Linked DNA regions of Homo sapiens: region 2 is linked to region 1. Evidence: chromatin loops called from intact Hi-C (ENCODE). Cell type or tissue: A673. All regions are shown on one strand. Each heading gives the region's core, and the rest is flanking DNA. Links, peaks and the distances in the headings are about the cores only.

What was found. Hi-C counts contacts between places; a loop is a spot of excess contacts. Peaks named below come from ENCODE experiments on the same cell type or tissue, not always from the same donor. Only the 100,000 strongest peaks of a DNase experiment are listed, where the experiment ranks them.
Region 2: a loop joins it to region 1, with 2.9 times the contacts of the local background. A loop is called at or near these places in 2 of 110 quality-filtered maps.

The regions. Positions count from the first base shown.
Region 1 is chr2:219,734,709-219,740,091 of GRCh38, forward strand. It overlaps LINC02832 (long intergenic non-protein coding RNA 2832), which reads left to right. Exons shown (of 2, transcript NR_185880.1): 2 at 2,746-3,220. It overlaps LOC105373887 (a long non-coding RNA gene), which reads left to right and starts at 4,091. Exons shown (of 3, transcript XR_923923.2): 1 at 4,091-4,247. In A673, for the core only: CTCF peaks have their summits at 1,686 (motif pointing right) and 2,670 (motif pointing right); DNase peaks (open chromatin) are centred at 1,723 and 2,703; H3K27ac peaks cover 684 bases.
Region 2 is chr2:220,102,449-220,107,831 of GRCh38, forward strand. All of the region lies in intron 2 of LOC105373893 (a long non-coding RNA gene), which reads left to right. Among named protein-coding and RNA genes, the nearest start is that of MIR4268, 200 kb to the left of the region's middle. In A673, for the core only: a CTCF peak has its summit at 2,783; a DNase peak (open chromatin) is centred at 2,823; H3K27ac peaks cover 698 bases.

The DNA.
Region 1 (5,383 bases), core at 147-5,146:
TGATTACACCTGTAAGGTCACCTTTTTCTAAGAAATACATATGGTTTCAGGAATATGTTTCTTCCATCTTTACTGTTTCTTGTCATTAATATTAGATACAATTACTTGAATTTTTAGGGTCTTATGTTAATTTTTTAAAAACTCGATGCATACTGGCATTTAAATAAATATGAACATTTAGAATTGATTAATTTCTTAATTCATTGTCTACTTTTTTAATAAAACAAAAGGAAGCAAAAACATTGCCTTCAAGGAAGAATACATCTCCTTGATATTCTGAGGAAAGAATGAATACGTTTATGATATTAGAGGAAAAAGCAAGGGAGTGAAGAGGTCATGGCAAGTGCTGGGAATGAGTCCTGTTTGACCTGTTTTCACTCCTATTCTTTTCTCCTCCCCACCCACCCCAGTTTAGGCCCAGGCAGGAACCCAACCAATAAACGTTAAATCTACTCTTTCCCCTTTCTCTGTCCTCTCTGCCCAATTTCCAAAAAGGTGTTGACGATGAAATAGTCTGTTGTGTCATCAGGCTGAGGGAAGTGGGAAGGAAGCGTGCACTAGCTTAAGCAAAGCATCTGACAAAGATACAATTCTTTTATTATGTAGGACATATAAACAGGTATTTAAAGAAACACTCTATTTAAGTTGATTTATTAAATTTTTTTGGTAAAGATAGAGCATGGGTTCCATTACAGTGGATACTGATGTCTTTTATAGTCATGACTCCCAAAGGACATACGGTTTCCCAAAAGTGTAATCCAGCTTCTATAACTCTGAATGATATTCCAAGTCTGCTTTCCTGTGTGTCCCCTCTTCACTCCCTCCCTTGATGAGCCTAATTACACACACAGAAGAATTACATGTGCACCAGCATCACACAATTAAAAAGCTAGATTTAAAAGGATCTTGCCCAGCTTTTCTATGGAAAACTTGAAATTAGGTATTTTGCTTTAAACTTGGCAAAGCTAAAGACCAAAGTGATGTCTAGAATCAGGGAAAGTCTGACTAATAACTGAATGCTGTTGGAGGGCCAGTGGCACAACACATGTTTTTTGCTCGTCAAAAGGCGATGAAAGACACGCAAAGGAGTGAAATCAAGCAATGTAATGAGAACGACAAAGAAGTGATTTTGTTCTGAGCATTGCTGAGTTTTAAAGCGATGTAATGTATTTCCCATTCTTCATAAAACATTCAATTGTAAAATGTAGAGATTGTTTGAAAGTGTTTTTAATATTTTAATTCCTAAAATGTGGATTTATCCAACGAATACTTGTAGACCTTAATGAGACATTTGGGGGCTGGACTTTCATTTATTCTAAGTAGTTCTCATATTTAAAAAGCAGTTGCAGATTCTTCATTTCATTAGTGAAATATCAAAAAAGAAAAAGGAAAATAAAGCAAATTATTCAGTTCCAAATGAAAGCATTTCTTCATTTTTTTCTAGAGAATGATTATTAAACACTATAAAACCTAGTCGAATCTCATTTCTACACATCATTAAAGAGTTCATGTGCCAAACAAACAATGACCTTTTGTTGATGAGATTGTAGAAATTATTAGTGGGGAAAAATGATCATTTGTTCCTGGAGGACATTGTTACATTTCTACCTCCTCCCACTTTATTCACTTTTTTCTTCACAGAGTTGGAGAAAATAATGAGATACAAACTCATTTCCCCAGCAGAGGTCACCCTTTCTCCTTTATCGTTCCCAATAAATGCCTTCTTAGTTGTGGTTCCTTAGTCCAAGGAAATGCAGGAGTTTTCAGCTTGAAGCACAGCCAGAGGGCTGGTGGAAACATATGCATCATTCACACCCTCTGTGTCTTCTTACGTATGCACTGTTTAAACGTATTACCCTACCTGGACTCTTAAATGGATAACTCACATACATATAATAAGAACCACTAGGTTATGTATTGATAATCCTATCTTTTAGTTAATCCACTTCATCAAGCATTAGTTTAATGCTTGCCAGTGCTGGCTCAAATTCTACCCAATTCTCTGCCCCATGGGCCAAAAAATAGGTTTTCATAACACCCTGGAAGTGACTGGCATAAGCCTTTAGAGAGAATCCCCTGGTGAATTTCTGCAGGGGAGAAAGACAAAAATGTATGGAACATTGGCCAAGTGGAGAGCTCAGGGCTGGGTACTGAAGGGTAAGCTAGGGAGGTATAAGCCCCAGTCTCAGCTTTTGCATTTGGTTTGGTTTTGGAAACAAAAATGTATGTTTGTATTTTATTTGAGACACACTGGATCACAGAATGAAGTTCTAAATGAATTATACGTGAGTGTGCAGAGTATAGGTCAGTCAAGAGGTGTCATCTACAGAAGGTCAGGGGTAGATGGGTGATGGAATTGCTCGGGTCCTGTTGCTATCTGCTGGGGAAAAGCATTCAGCACGTGTCTGGCCAAATCCAAACATGGATTTTGGAAACTCCTTTTCTCTTCCTCACTTTATGGAGGAAACCATTGGCATTTTCTTGGGGTCCCTGGGGAAGTGGGGCTCATTGGTTTTACAATGGTTAGTGAAGATCTTTTCTAAATAAAATTCCCTTCCTTCCCTTTGTTTTCTTTATTCTGTAAACTAAAGTTCTTGTGGACATGTTGGAAGTTTAAGACTGCGGTGGATTTGGGGTATTCTCTGTGGCTGCTGCTCTTCCCTTGGACTGCAGATGGCACAATCACAGTGTGCAGGGGATAAGGTAGTGCATCCCAAAGAACAGAAATGTGCTTCTCCCTTCCAGGAAGTGGGACAGCTGGATGACCATGACATTGGACCTCCAGTAGTGCTCGTGAAGCGATGCATCTTGGAAAGGAGGATCTGCCTGCGTTCCTGACATCACCCTTGGGATTTCTCCTCTGCTCTCCAGGCCTCTGGCTCTCCCTGCTGGTTCTGTGCTGGGTCACCTGCCACTGCTCAGCCTGCATGCCCTGCAGAAGTTGGCTGGAGCCAGCTGGTGGTGACTTGCCAGAGACTCTGGTTAAATAGGAATTTTGCAAGCTGGTTGTTAAACCATTGGTAGCTTGAAATCAGCCTTGGTGGGAGTATTTATAACCCAGAAATTGGCAAATACTACAAATCAAGTCTTGCCTCCAGCAGCTTACCAGTAGTCCACAGCTTACCTGCTCCTCTTAGTACCAATGAAAACACCTACATCACCTCGTTTTAATAGCGACAAACTTGAGAATTTTTGATACAAATATTTACTAGGAAAAAAAGAAAAGAAATAGCTTCACTTCTCCTCCTTCAAAAGCTTTGGAACAGAAGTCCTTTATCAAGTACAGATTTCTACTCTTAATGTTAACCAGAGGTTTGTTCAAAACAGGCAAGTTGTCCCAGCTTTTGGGGGCAGTTCAATTCCTTTCCCTAAGCCCATGCTTAGCTGAGATATTTACCCCCAAATTTCCTTTTAAAATTCCCTCATTTTCCCCATCCCAGCACCTCCAGCTTCCTGAAGGCAGCTGTCTCCTGACACCATCCCTAGTGTAAGGCATCAGTCTCTTCTTTGGTTCTTTTTGACTCGAGAAGCCATTCCAGGCCAGGTGCGGTGGTTCACACCTGTAATCCCAGCACTTTGGGAGGCCGAGGCAGGCCGATCACTTGAGCCCAGGAGTTCGAGACCAACCTGGCCAACATGGTGAAACCCCATCTCTACTAAAAATAGAAAAATTACTTGGGTGTAGTGGTGTATGCTTTTAATCCCAGCTACTGGGCAGGTTGAGACATGAGAATCACTTGAACCCAGGAGGTGGGTGTTGCAGTAAGCCGAGATTGCGCCACTGCACTCCAGCCTAGACAAAAGAGTGAGACTGTCTACAAAGAAAAAAAAAAAATCCCTTCCTGGTGTACAGGGGCACACTGCCTGCCCCTGTTGGGTTTGTTTGTGAGGGACAATGGCTGTTTCCCATTTCTCTACAGCATCATCCTCTTATTTCTTGACAGGTCGAATCTGGACCCCTTAGCCGAGCGTGGTGGTGGGTGCCTGTAATCCCAGCTATCTGGGAGGAGGCTGAGGCAAGAAACTCACTTGAACCTGGGAGGCAGAGGTTGCAGTGAGCCAAGATGGCACCACTGCACTCCAGCCTGGGTGATAGAGTGAGACTCCAAGAAAAAAAAAAAAGGATGGCTGAGTAGGCCTGGAGGTGGTATGTTCAAAAAAAGGACATGGATTCTGGAACCAATGGGTCAGAGTGTTGTGAGGAGATTGCCGGACTCCTGACGGGGATGCTGCCGTGTTTTCTGCCGGTAAACCCAGTGCCTTACATTAATGACTTTATTTAACTTTAATTACCTTCCTAAAGGCCCAGTATCCAAATGCTGCCCCTCTGGAGATTACAGCTTCAACACATGAATGGTGTGTGTGTGTGGGGGGGGTGCGGTTACACATTTCAGCCCATCACAAATGGGACAGATTCTGTTTAAAAAATATTTACAAAAAAAGAAATCTCCCAATCTCCTCTAATTCTCTCTTTCAGTTTCAACAACTCTCCTTTAGGAAAGTCTTCCACGTGGTCTAAATTCTGCTCCATGCATGGTGACTCCAGTTTTTCTTCTGGCTTCAGTGAGGAAGGCGGAGAGCTAATTCCAGTTCTGCATATCTGTGGTTTCCTTCTGTGTAGCTACACGTATCCCTCTAAGTCTCCCCACTCAAAATTAATTTTTATTCATTCAAGTTTATAAACATGTGCAGTAATTTAAGGAGAGTTTCATGTAGCCAAATCAAACAAAATGTGATGGGGCTTTACAACTTTAAAAAGTGAGAACTTTTATTCCTAAATACACTCGTAAGACAATGGGTATGCAAATCACCATTACGTTACCCCTTATCCTTTTCTTCTTTTCCAACCAATTCCTCTTCCAATTCCTATTTCTTTCCCTAGTTGTGGGAGGGCATAAAATAAATCAGGGTGGAAGTCAGATAGCATGACTATTTGTTTTCTCCCTCTTCCTATCTAGTTTTTTTTTTTTTTTCTCCATAAATTTAGGTTTCTGCCTTTCTCTTGGTGGGAGAGTTCTTGTGTTTGCCAGAGGTCTTTGCTCTGGACTCAGGCTGCTGGGGAGTAGTGAGGGGAGCTGGTACATGTTAGTGAAAGGGTGGCATTGGAAAAAGAAGTCCAAGGCTGAGTACATGTGACTCTTCTGTGTATATTTGCATTTAACAGGAAACTTCTGGAAGTAAGATGCCTGAATGCAAAGAATCGAAGTGCCTGTGATGAGGATTTTAGGCAGGTCTGTGAGCGAGATAGTTGGAGGGTGTGCGGGGACTCCCTTTCAACCACACCATCTAGACAAGCATCTGCCTCTTTGCCATCCATCTCAGAGTGGCCCAGAGAGCTGGGGGCCAGGGAGGAGGCAGGGCTGGGACTCAGCCGTGGAGAAGT
Region 2 (5,383 bases), core at 176-5,175, 370 kb after region 1:
ATCCAAAGCAGAAAAGTGAAGGGACCACAAGGGAGGTGAGGACATATTATATTAGATTCAGTATTTTCTTTTGTGTTTTCTGAGAGGAGTGGGGTTGTGCAGTCAGAAAATGCATTGAGCAAATATAAGAGGAAATGGAATTGTGCTTAGGAAAGGAAAATACCCTGGCAGCGGGAGGAAAGCTGGTCAATATGGAGAGGGCCTTGGTTTTCCAACAGTGAATGTTATTTTTTTTCTTCTGATGGCTTGCTTTTGCCTGCTCACATATGGTTTCAAGGTGTATGTTCAATTGATCTCCTGTGAACAAATCAGGATCAAGTGGTTCTTGGGCCTGAAATGTTCTATTTTACCTTTTTGTCCGGGTCTTTCCTTTAAGAATTGAAAGTACTGCTACCTCCACCAGGAAGCCCTCCAGGAATACTCCGGCCTCCCTAATGGCAGCTTTCTCAGACCTCTCAGAGTGTGCATGACAGGAAGGGGTAGCTTCAGCTTGAACCGTTGCTGCTTGCGGATCTGACATGAATTATTATTGGGATGGGTGGGTATTGGGTTGGAAGGCGAAGTAGGACTTTTACCATGGAGAGGGAATTCTCTGAGATAAGAAGACTGGCTATCTCTCTACATAACCTGAATAGAGGGCCTGACAAACTGGTCTCTGCTGACTTGTGAGATCCTGGGCATACACACAGGGGAATTTAGGGCCCAGAGATACAGAAATGGGGACAGGGCTCTTTTCTCCAAACTCCTCACAGATCTCCATGTAGTTCTGGCACTGGGAGTTCCCATGTGGGTAGCCCCAGTGAGCCCTATAGAACGAGCCCTGCAGAATCTCAGTGAAGTTACTAGCCACACAGATGGAGGCGCAGCCCTTGCCCAGGAGGCCAGAGGAAAGAAACTCCACAGACTTATTCAGGAGCACGGGAACATCCCCAGGGCCTCCCGAAAATAACCAAGGGAGGTTTGGAGGAAAGACTGCAGTGCTGTGAGAACAGATATGGGCTCAGAGCTCTACAAATTTGGATATTAATACTAAGGCAGACGTCATTGGTGCTTAAACTCTTTTTGAGAGAGCTGTAGGAATGTGACTTATTTAGAATGAAGGACAAGCCTGGATGAGGCCAGAGGGAAGACCCAGGTATGGGTGAGGGGCCCAGATGAAGACCCCTCCACCTCCTCTCACCCTCCACTTCCCAGATCAGTCCTGGGATGAGGTTGGGCTCCTATCGGCACATTCTTGCACACTCTAAGCACTCTCAAAGCTAAGCACCTTCCCAGAGGGGAAAATTCCTCTGTTGGTTTAAATATTTATCCATGTTTCCAGAGCTATTGACCCTGAACTTCCTGCTCCTGAGGGATCTATACCAATCTGGGGTTTGTTTACATGCTGTTTTATTGTAGACATTTTGTTGCCGATTGTCCAATAACACCATGGGGCAAGTGGCACCAATGCACTTAGGTGTGCATGCCACAGGATAATTTTTTGAGACATCTTAATATGTCTTGGGCTAATATATGAAAAAATGGAAAAAAATGAAGTAGGGGAAAGATACTTGGTCTTGAATCAGAAAAGCCAACTTGAATGGCTCTGCCATTTCTAGCTTTATGTCTTGGGGCAAGTCAGTCGAATGGTGAATCTCAATTTCATCCATCTACCTCCCAGAGTTTGAGCAAGGGTCAAACATTTTACGTATATCTTACCTATGCAAAGAGGTATAATATTCGTGCCTGTAATATATAATTGACACACATATATACATGGTATTATCTGTGTGTATTTATATATTATATACATGTAGATAGTATATATGTAAGCATACCAAAATCTTATTATACATATACATTTTGGAAAACTGAAGCACTGAACTGCGTGTATATTTGGGATTTTTATTTTTGAGATAATGTGGTTCTCACAATCCTTGTTTTGTGTTAGTTCTGCTGAAACATGTTTCCAATGACGTTCGAATTTTAAACAAGGATCACTGTGATATAAGAGCTCAGTTGTTTTAAAAGGACTGTCCCTTCTCCTCTTGGGGAAAATGAAAGTAGGAACAGAAAATCGTCTAGTATGTGCCTCTGTTTCCAACTTCAATTTACTGTATAGGCACAGGAACCAAGAGAAATGTAAGTCGATCAGCTGTGAATGGAATGGTGACCTTCACTCATTTTTACTCTCTCTCTCTCTTTTTGTGACTGAGAAACAATAATAAAAAATTGTCTCTTCCCTTGCTTATTTCAAGACAGAGATTTTAAGTGTGTTTTATGACTTGAGCTTCTCTTAGGCCAATCTGCTTCCCTAGTAATGATGAACTAACCCTCGACGTCCATTAGCATAAGTGAATGTTATTTTGTTAACTCTGATGGGGTCCTAATCAGCGCTGATTCTCCCACCGGCACTGCATTTTGGAGGGTGCACCCAGGTGCTCTCCCAGATGTGAAAGGGAGAGTGCTGCCTGGCTCCTTCCCTGCCACCATCCCAGAACCTTCAGCTGCAGACGGTTCATGCCTGACTGAGAACCACTCAAGTGTTGCGTGAGCCACGCACTCTGCTGCATCTAATAAAATCTTTCTCCCCCAGTCCTGCTCTAGGAAAACAGACACTAATGTGAGTGATGAGAGCCTGCCCATGGCCCAGGATGGCTGGCAGCCATGTGCAGAAGAGGCTGGCAATCACATTCCTGGGCATCTCTGCCAAGAGAGAGCAGATCCTGCAGCTCAGGATCCATCACCATTGACAAAGCCACGGGCACAAACGTTCAGTGGTTTAATCTTCTCCTCCTTTCCCTACAGGGGGGGTCCTTGCACTGTGTAGCTTATCTCCTTCCTGGCAGTGTGTGGGCTAGCGAATGAGTATGTTTGCAGGCATGCCTGCGTATGCTGGGTGGAGAGAGGAAGGAGGGGAAATAAAGCCTCGAGATGCCAAACCATGAAGAGATAAAAAGTTTTCTGCATTTGCACTTAGCTCTGCAGGACACAAAGTAGGTGGAAAAATGGCATTCAGGAATTAGAAGATCTGAGATTCAACACAAACTCAAGCATCTCCTGGAAATTAATCTTTCCGTGTCTCAGAGTCTTGATCTGTAGAATAGAAAACAATACTTGTCCTACATTTCCAGAATAGCCTGAACTTCTAATGACAGCTATTCTTTGTATTGTCCAGTTTATAAAATAAACTTAAAAGTAACAAGGTGAGCTGTAGTATCTCTTGGAGTGTGAGCTGACTGTCCCCTGGGAGTAATTCTGTGACCATAATTAGCCACACAGCTCCTCTGGAGGCCCCTCTAAAGGACCCCCAAGCTTGGGCACATGACCCAAGGTCAGCCAGCAAGATGCCCTGTCCCGGAAATTTACATCTGTGTATGAGCCACATGAGAACAGGGAAGCTTGCAGTGAGAGCACAGCGATTTTCCTGGAACTGCCCCACAAGGCTGTCTCTGAGCCCCTTTTGCTGGGTCCCCAGAGCTGCTGTGGCTCCCATTCTTCCTGAGGTCTGAGATTCCATCTTCCTTCAGTTCTGTAAGTCTCTCGGGTATTCTTCTAATATATTCCCTTGTTTGGCTTAAGTTAGCCCCAAGTCCTAAATGATAGCACTTCTAAGCTTTCTCAACTAGAAACTCTCCATGGAGGACACTGAGTTGGCCTGAGTGGGAGAAGTTTTCCCTGTCACATTGGGTTTGGTCTCACTTTGGGCTTCATAGGAACAATGCCTTCCACTTTGAGCAAAAGAGAAGAGACACAGTGGAGGTCTCCGGGGAAGTCCTTGCTATCAGGGTGTAACTCTTCTGGGATGTTTGGAAAGTAGTCATGTTATGAGGCAATACCACGGTGGAGCTTCTTGATGGGCAAAACAAAGAGGTGGTTGAGATCACAGGTTCTTGAACCAGTTTACCTGGCTTCATATCCTGGCTCTCCTGCTTACCAGCCATGTGACCTCCCAGGCTACTGTGTTTTAGTTTCTTCCTCTGTAAAATGGGGACAATGATAATATGACTTCACAGGCTATTGTAATAATTAAATGACTTAAAACACATATCATGCCGAGAATGGTCCTTGGTATGCAGTAAATGCTCAATAAATGTTAGCTGTTAGTATTATCCTGATACTGGACATTCTTCTGTTATTACCATGAGAGTAAACATATAGAAGAAAATCTCAAGTTGGGTTAATAGGAAAATAAAAGCATTTTTAAAAATAAAAAAAATGGAAACAATGAATTGCTTTTTGCTGGTGCCTAGAGAGACATGCTAATGGCAGAGTTCTCCTGCCTGGAGGAAAAACTTCTTCATACTCTTGACTCCAGACTGGACTGTTCATCCAATAAAGGAGAGGTTTCTAGCCCAGCTTTCTCTCAGCAGTTAGGCTAGAAGCTACAAGGGAGCTAATATGGCCAAGTGCAGAGATTGTATCACATTTTAAAAAAGACTTTGATTTTAGATACATTTTAGGTTCACAGCAAAATTGAGCATAAGATACAGCGATTTCCCATGTACCTCTTCATCCCCAAATGCAGCCTCCCCCATTTCCAATATCCCTCTCCAGAGTGGTGCATTTGTTACAATGGATGAACCCACGCTGACACATCATTATCAGCCAAAGTCCACAGTTTACATTAGAGTTCACTTTTTGGGTTTGCAGAAATTTATAAATGCATTCTATGGATTTGCAGAAATTTATACTATGTGTCTATTATACCATTATAATAGCATACAGAGGAGTTTGCCCTAGAATCATGAGATTTTTGCTCACCTGGGGTCTGTTGAGCAGACTTTGAGCACGTGGGGGCTCTCCTGTTGGTGAGAGAAATGGACTAGTGTTATGGGCTTCAGGACACCTTGGAGGGCACAGGGACCGATAACAAATGTATGTGTGCACCACAACACCCATGTAAAACAAGTCTACTTGCCCCGTGATGAAAAACTATTCACCTTGACAAAACAGGCATGATATTCATTTGGAGGCTTGCTTCTAAGAAAGATAAATCCTGCTGTCACTGCACAAAGAGATAAGAAAGACCGGATGACAGTTTTTCATTGATAAAAGATTCTGTCTGTATTTTAAAAGAATTTACTTTCTCCCCTCTACTGATACCCACATGAGTTAAGGCAGAGATACACTATCTTTCATGTTTTTGTCAGAATGTGTTATTACTGTGGGTGGCGGTGACTCAATTGCCTCATTTAGTGATCTGACTGAAGTAGAATGTTGCCTGTACATGAGCTACAGGGCCCAAATAAAGTACAACCTCCAGAATTAAGAAGCAAGACCCGGAAGCATTCTTGGCTGGAAGGGAAACTAACATGAGTTCATGAAAAATGGGGGAGGTTCGCTGTGTGCAGAACTCTTCCTGGAAATTAATCTTTGCTAATAGAAGTTAAAAAAATTTGCT